2 separate regions of the Homo sapiens genome follow, and region 1 is linked to region 2. The links are chromatin contacts, found by Hi-C or POLR2A ChIA-PET in ENCODE. All regions are on one chromosome and are shown on one strand. Each heading gives the region's core, a stretch centred on a gene start or an enhancer-like site at or near the end of the contact. The rest is flanking DNA. Distances are from core to core; before and after follow the strand shown. Region 1 overlaps PBX1 (PBX homeobox 1). Region 2 overlaps PBX1 (PBX homeobox 1).

Region 1 (4,077 bases), core at 742-3,241, 97 kb before region 2:
TTCAGATAAATTTCATTCCCACTCAATAGGAATAGCTTGCCTAGACACCAACTATGGGTCTATTTTTTCTATTGTGGGCTTAAAAAAAATTTTTTTAAGCTCTGATTGAGAATTTATTTTAGTTGCTAAGAAACTAGTTTCTTATTGTAGTCAGTGAGAGTAAAGATAAAGCAGCTGTCAAAATACTGTGTTATTTTGACAGTAGCCGTATCAGAATCATAAATGATATAGTTTATCTGTATATTTTTACCCTCACTAATGGGGTCTAAATACTATATTCTCAGATATTTCATACATACACAAAGACATATACACATGCATTTTAGTAAGAAAGGCCAACACACAGTTAGCAATGAGCATTCAGGGAATGCACATGTGCATGTACACACACACACACACACACACACACACACACACACACCAACTAGCCCCCAGTTTGAAAGCTCTTTTTTTTTTTCTTCCGATTTTTGGAGTTAGGATCTCACTCTGTCACCCGGGCTAATGTGCAGTATAATCATAGCTCACTACAGCCTTGAACTCATGGGCTCAAGTGATCCTTTTGCCTCAGCCTCCCAAGTAGCTGGGACTATAGGCATGTGCCACCTTGCCCAGCTAATTTACTTTATTTTTGTAGAGACACAGTCTTACTAATGTTGCCCAGGCTGGTCTGGAACTCCTGGGCTCAAGCGATGAATATCTGCATTCATTCAAACCCTCATTCCCACATCCTCTTGATCTGTCAGATGCTGGTAATCACCATCAGACAGGGTGGATCATCTATACGGGCCTGCTTGGTCCACGGTTCTCCTAAGCCATGCACAGTGCTTTGATCAATGACAAATTCATTCTCTCCCTTTTGCTCTGCCTCCCATCCATCCATCCACTCACCCATCCAATCATCCCCCAGCTACTGTACTTCTAAAAAGTTTTTTTGTGGTCAAAGGGTCCAAGCCTTGCTAATAACAGTGGGTTAATCATGTGAAGAATTAAATCTACCAAAAATCTCCAGCAACTCCAAATCAAATACCTGAATATGGACTTTATTTCACTATTATATTGCTGATGAGTGGCATTTGGCAGAATTTGAAGGAGGAGAAAAACAAAAATGTATCATTTTCTTTCTGTGTCTATCCAGGACTGGCTATACTAAATGCTATTCATCATTACTTTCACCTATTTGTAGGGTAATAATACTTAAAACTCTATCTGAGAAATATTAAGCAGTTGTTAAAAATAATTATAAAAAGTAATAAAGTAACAGAAAATTTCTGTATTAAGTTGTAAGATGAATAAGCAAGATATATATTGTTTATGTTCCAATTTTAGCTAGCTAATATATTATATATGCAAATAGATTAAAAACTGAAAGGGGGCATTACTAAAAATGCAATGAGTTGTATATTTGAAGGGCAGGGCTATCAGCTTTTTTTTCCCTTTGTTTTCCAGACTTTCTGTAATGTTTTAATATTGTCCTGTTCATGAAGACAAGGAAGAATATCTCAAAGGGCTTTAGTTATGGTTGATTTTTTTCCTATTCTTGGTAGCTTAGAAAATTTCCCAACCAGGAGTGAGGTCTAGCTATCAATGTCAAGGTGGAAAAAATATGCCAAGAGTGGTGAGCTTGCTCTTTTTGGCTTCCTCCTACATTTCTGATCCCATCTTGGAGTGGAGAAAGATTCCTCCACCCCTCCATCACACACCACTGCTCCTGCCCCAGTGCTCACCCCATCCTAGTCCCATGCGGTTAGGGTGATATGTTCCAGTCTTCATTTGAGGTCTGATGCAATGTGTTGACCTTGCTCCTCAGCTTATCTTGAGTAAGGGATGAATGTCATGGCCATATGCTTCCCATGACCACAATTCTCATTCTCATCAGAGATCCAGGAAAGCTTCCTCTGAATTCAGCCAAACTGCAATGTGTAAACATTTCTGCTGTGAGATTTGAAACTTGCGATAGAAATTCCAAGCCAGAAGCTTCTGCAAAATATGTGAATCACAGGGAAAGAATCTGCTCTTTTCTGATTGACCCTTTTAATGACGTATTATTTAACCTTAGATGATAGAGATCACAGAGCCTGCCGTGACCTCTTCTAATGACTGTTAAGCTGACCTTAGGCAACAAAGCCGGCAGGAATCAGAATTGATTAGGAGGATTTGCTACCTCTTTCCAAAGAGGCCGGATATAGAGTTCTTATTTCCACTTAATTATCTCTTGGCCTCTGATCCACATGACTGCTTCTAGAAGCCAGCAGGAAACGTGAGGCGAGGAAAGTCAGTCGAACCTCAATGAACTGGCTCTCCACGTACCCTGGAGACACACACACCTTTTGTATTGTACAATTACTATTTATGGTGTGACATGATCTTTCTTTATCATGTACTTTTTAATAAAGGATTTGACATACACTATTAGTTTTAACACTTTGCATCTCAAATCCTGCTAGTCTGCTTGTATAATTAGCTGTGGCTTGACAAACAAAAACTCAAAAGCAAAAACACGAATGGTGCCCATACTGTTTATCACAATGGCTAAACTTGATCATTTTGGAGTAAGAATAGTGGGTACACCTCTTTTCATGAACTGCTTGGCATGCATCATTTACTTATGATGCATACTCATGATTTGTGTATAATTGGGAGGTGGATTAAAAAATGTTGCTGTTCTAATTTGTAAACCTTTATCTTCTAGCTCTCAACCTCCAATCTAAACAAAATTCTAAAGCTGTCTAGCCCCAGGATACCCTAGGGCTAGACACAATTCCTCTGTGAATGCATAGATAGCCACTACCTTGGTATCATAGTATCTCAGGTTGAGTCCTAGATTACTTAAGCATCATTAAAGTCCAGCAAATTTTTCTATGAGAGGATTATTAATTATTTTACAGTTGCTCTAACCCTGAGCCTAAGAAGAGACAGCAAGCAAAATCCTGCTTTACTCACTTTTCATGTGGAAACTGGCAAATACTTTCATTTCCAGTGTGCCCGTGGTCATTCAAGATTCAGAGAGACACAGTTACTTCCTTAAGGACACACAAAGTCAATGGCTGTTCTAACCTAAAGTCTATCTAGCAGAACACAAAATATACAGAAACATACTGTTATGTTACATCCATAACAGGCCAAGAATATAAGCATGACCAAAGTTATCTTCTGTGAATAGCTTCAGTCTACCTTTTTGTACTTTGAAATATGTATGTATATAAAATACATACATACATATGTGTGTGTGTGTATATATATATATATACATGATTCATACATATACAGATGCTAAATTTACATAAGTAGGAGAGTTACAAACATAGTACTCTCTACAGCCTAAGCCTATTTTTTTAAAAAAGATCATTCTCAAATTTACTGGTATTTCAAATTTGGAAAAAGGAACTAGCAGTATTTAGTGGTAAGAACACAAATGGTAGAGTCAGAAGATCAGAATTAGAGCTGGTACTCAGCAAATTTTGAGTTAGGTACTCTCTGGAAACTCAATCTGTTTAAGCCTCAATTCCTCACCTGCACAATAGGAACAACAATATCTCCTCAAAGATTTCTGGAGAGAATGAAATGAAAAAATGCAGTGATTTTTCAAAAGAATTTCCTGAAACATGAACTCCTTTCTTAAGATTACTAAGAAGCCCGATATGCAAAAGAGGCCCAAATGGCCCTACATCAGAAGAGTAGGATCTTGTAATAGCTCTTCTGCCAGCAACCCCATCAGCCCTACCCCATGCACTCACTGGAACCATGAGAATCCACTGGAATTCTCTGTAAAACATAGGAGATAATTCACATAAAAGCAATATAAAACTGCTTTATCAAAATGAGGGCTGATAAAAATCGAGATAAGAATAGTTTAGGAAAGGGCCAGGCGTGGTGGCTCATGGCTGTAATCCCAGCACTTTGGGAGGCTGAGGCGGGTGGATCACGAGGTCAAGAGTTCGAGAACAGCCTGGCCACATGAGGTCAAGGGTTCGAGAACAGCCTGGCCAATGTGGTAAAACCCCGTCTCTACTAAGAATACAAAACTTAGCCGGGCGTGGTGGCACATGCCTGTAATCCCAGCTACTCGAGAGGCTGAGG
Region 2 (4,050 bases), core at 538-3,037:
CTCAAGTGATCCACCCACCCCAGCCTCCAAAAGTGCTAGTATTACATGTGTAAGGCACCATGCTCAGCCCCTCACTCATCCCTCTTGCCCAGCACCACGGCCCTGCCACTGAATTCAGGGAGCCAGGCCATCACCCATGTGCTCTAAAACGCTTATAAAAAAATTGTATCTTACATACTAAATTATTGTAAAAAGATTTAAAAAAAAAAAACAAGTGAGACTGGATAAAAAAATTGTGGTGTATTCACATAATAGAATACCACTCGATAATAAGGAGGGGTGAAGTACTGATGCAAGCAATAACACAGATAAATCTCAAGAAACAGTGTGATAAGTAAAAGCCGGGTACAAAAGTACACATGTTGTGTAATTCTACTAACAAAGTTTAAACAAGGCTGGGTGTGGTGGGTCACGCCTCTAATGCCAGCACTTTGGGAGGCTGAGGCGGGCAGATCACTTGAGGTCAGGAGTTCAAGACCACCCTGGCCAACATGGCAAAACTCCATCTCTACAAAAAATGCAAAAATTAGCCGGGTGTGGTGGCGCACACCTGTAATCTCAGCTACTCAGGAGGCTGAGGCAGAACTACTTGAACCCGGGAGGTAGAGATTGAAGCAAGCCAAGGTCGCACCACTGCCCTCCAGCCTGAGCGACAGAGTGAGACTCTGTCCGAAAAAAAAAAAAAAGTTTAAACAGGCAAAAATAAACTATGGCGGTGGGGGTGCGGGTGGTAAGAGAAGTAAAAGGGGCTGAAAGAAACTTTCCAGGGTGATAAAGGGGTGTTGGTTACATGAGTATATTTACTTGTCAAAACACTTCAAACTGTATATTTTAGGTCTAACTATTTTGCTGTATATAAATTTTCAAGTTTTAAAATTCACAAGCTTATTTATCTTTTAACTTCCTCCCACCTCTTGACAAAAATCTAGGAAGTTTAGTGGTATAAGGGAAAAACACTGAATTCTGGAAAGGGAGGATCTGAAATGTAACCCTCTTCTCTCACCTTCTAGTTCTATTACCTTGAGCAAGTAAGTTAACATCTCTATCCCTCATTTTTCCCATCTGTAGAATGGGAAGAATCTATTAATGGTCATCTCCAACAAAATGCCCCAAATATAAAATGCCAATAATATAAAGGAAAATGCTTTGTAAATGACACAAGGTTATATAGAAAAGAGATGAAATGAATCACTATTTTCCAAATTGGGGTGGAGTGAGGGGAGGAAAATCTGCTAGAGTACCCCCACAGGGGTTATTTAAATTTATACGAGGTCAGGAGATAGAGACCGTCCTGGCCAACATGGTGAAATCCCGTCTCTACTAAAAATACAAAAATTAGCTGGGTGTGGTGGTACATGCTTGTAATCTCAGCTACTTGGGAGGCTGAGGCAGAAGACTGGCTTGAACCTGGGAGACGGAGATTGCAGTGAGCTGAGATTGTGCCACTGCACTCCAGCCTGGTGACAGAGACTCCCTCTCCAAAAAAAAAAAAGTGATGATTTCCTCTTTCTACCATTTTGAAACATAGATTTCCACAGCTGATCAGAGCCACCAAACCAAGAGCTCACATTTGGCTTCTACTTTTCCTTACACACACACACACACACACACACACACACACACACACACCCTCCCTCCATAAGCTCTGACTCCTCTTACTTGCTCTGTCTGCTTTGCGAGGTGCCCAATCTGCATAAACCATGAAAATAAATCAACCAGACAACGAGGAAAAAGCAACAAACCGCAGCCAAGGCCAAGGTACAAACCCCACCCGGGGAAGAATAGGTCATTAGGTCCTGCTGTGAGTCATGGATGTCACCATGCTTAAAGTGGATTTGGTCGCAGGAGGAAAGTCACCCATTTGTGGGCTCCTCTCTGTCTCATTCCCCTCCTTTCTTCTCCCCCCACCTTCAACTGTTCTTCTTTTTGGAGGGTTGTTTATGTGTTCTCTGCACCTCCCTCTTCCCCTGCTCTTGCTTCTCTCCTGCACTTTCTCTTTCTCTCTAGGCTGGGTTTAATTTGACACCTTGAGCTTTGGTAACGAGGTGGGGAGCAGAGCAGCCACAGCGGAATTCATTAGGCTCAACACTGCAGGGCCCGCTCTCTGTGCGTTAATGACATCGGAGGGTAGGGAAACGAGACAGCCACCACGCGAGATGAAATAAACATGAGGACTGTCAGCAGTGACAGCCTAAGCAAAGGGGACAAAATGAGCCAGGTAGAGACCTTTCCCCGTCCGCACAATGCAAACCGACAGCTTGCAATGCCCCCGCCTCTGCACAGCCTCCACCACCCCCTCCCCTGCACAGCCTCCACCACCCCCTCCCCAAAGCTGAAGGGTGGGTAATGGGGAGGGGGGTGAGATCCAAGTGTGGATGGGAAAGAAGGAAATAAAATACAATTAAATTATCATTGTTTTAACATACAAATTTCATTTATCAGTTTAATGTTGGTGGAAACCGAATTCATCACCCTCCTTCAGAGATGGGAGGTACAAGGAGGCTGGGGTGGGAGCTGACATGCCTGGGCTGGGCTATGCTTGAAGTGTTCTTTCCTTTCCCCTCACCTCTTAAGGTCTAGGCTGATTTTTTTTTTTTCTGAGCAACATCATTCCCCCCATTTTCAACCACCATCCCTCCCTGGTACTAAAGGGAATGCTGCAAGGAGGAAAAGAAGGGAGAAGGGAAGCAGAGGTGGTGGAGAAGGATCTGAAATGCTACTTCCTGCACGCTTTTTTTTTTCTTGGAGGTGGAAGGAGTGGAGGATGATGATGAAAATTCAAGCAGCATGTACTAGACGGCAGAGCAGCATGAGCTACATCCACACTGTGCAAAGTCCTTAATGTGCACACCTAGAGGAGCAAGGGCCCTGTTCTCAGTTAACAGTTGTCAAGAGACAAAGACAGGTTGTCCTGCTGGGTTAACTGGCAAGGAAAGTTTTAGGGACTATGATGGCTCTCTATTCTCCACATAATGCAGACTGTAAACAGACTAAATCAGGGCTGCCTTCTCTTCCAATAGAAAGTAGCAACGATAGTTAGGCATGGTGGTTCACACCTGTAACCCTAGCACTTCGGGAGTCTGAGGCGGGCGGATCACTTGTCAGGAGTCCAAGACCAACCTGGCCAATATGGTCAAACCCTGTCTCTACTAAAAATACAAAAACTAGTCAGGCATGGTAGCAGGTGCCTGTAATCCCAGCTACTCAGGAGGCTGAGGCAGGAGAATCTATTGAACCTGGGAGGCGGAGGCTGCAGTAAGCCAAGATCACGCCAGTGCCCTGCAGCCTGGGCAAAAGAGCAAGACTCCATCTCAAAAAAAAAAAAAAAAAGTAGCAAAGAAAAAGTCTCTCTTTACACCAGATGCCTAAGAGTCCAGTGGCTTCCCCATCTCCAAAAAGTCTCCAAATCTGACTCCATATGGCTGGCCACAATGTGAGGCCCGGGGATGGGATCTGTAGCACTACATTTGCCCTAATTTTGTCTGCAGATCCACATGGCCAGAGTTAAGAGTTGCTTCTATGCCCCTTTCCCAGAAACCTTCAACTCTTTCTCTCCCTTCCTCAGAGAGAGGAGTTTGGTAAGCAAAGACCATATTTTAAAGCCAAATATCTTTGTTTTTTTTTGGCCATGGACTTCTCAAGCAAAGTTTTCAAAGAACCCCCAAAGCTGGCAATGTTATTATGAGAAGGGACATGAAAGCCATTATATTTTTATTAACTAGCATTAAGAGGAATTCATAAGAGAAAGTATGTGAAGGCTGGATCAAGGTCCAAATTCAAACTTAGAACAGACCCAGCATGGTCATTTTGAGTTGCATGAGTTTAAGTTTGCTCCCTGGCAGGGGGTGGAATGCAATAAAAAGCTAACTTGAAAGTTTGCTACAGTATGCTGCAGGGATGTGAAGGACAAGGGAGGCCAGGTGCAGCAGACTGGGAGCTCCTTATGCTTGAATTCATGGGACACAATCTAGGAAGCCAAGTGGCCATGGCTCCAAGCCACACATAGGAACAACTAACACCAGAAAACAGCCACTTTCGCATACTGGGGGG

Evidence for each region. Hi-C counts contacts between places; a loop is a spot of excess contacts on that map. ChIA-PET counts read pairs that join two places held with the same protein, here RNA polymerase II (POLR2A). Pooled maps may share reads with other maps.
Region 1: a loop to region 2 is called in a map of PC-9, with 2.0 times the contacts of the local background. The contact joins two enhancer-like sites. A Hi-C loop is called at or near these places in 1 of 168 maps with a recorded cell type or tissue (PC-9) and 2 of 50 pooled maps. POLR2A ChIA-PET finds 5 or more read pairs at or near these places in 5 of 52 experiments (A673, CD8-positive, alpha-beta T cell, WTC11 and 2 more).

The regions. Positions count from the first base shown.
Region 1 is chr1:164,746,490-164,750,566 of GRCh38, reverse strand. The region is part of intron 2 of PBX1 (PBX homeobox 1); the gene reads right to left. Among named protein-coding and RNA genes, the nearest start is that of PBX1-AS1, 26 kb to the left of the region's middle. RefSeq lists enhancers at 1,787-2,306, 1,439-2,638. Within about 2 kb of position 1,991, at least 10 of the 41 ENCODE cell types and tissues checked have a DNase peak (open chromatin) inside an H3K27ac peak, as active enhancers do; they include PC-9, where a contact is called at or near this core.
Region 2 is chr1:164,649,510-164,653,559 of GRCh38, reverse strand. The region is part of intron 2 of PBX1 (PBX homeobox 1); the gene reads right to left. Among named protein-coding and RNA genes, the nearest start is that of PBX1, 92 kb to the right of the region's middle. RefSeq lists an enhancer at 1,633-2,759. Within about 2 kb of position 1,787, at least 9 of the 41 ENCODE cell types and tissues checked have a DNase peak (open chromatin) inside an H3K27ac peak, as active enhancers do; they include PC-9, where a contact is called at or near this core.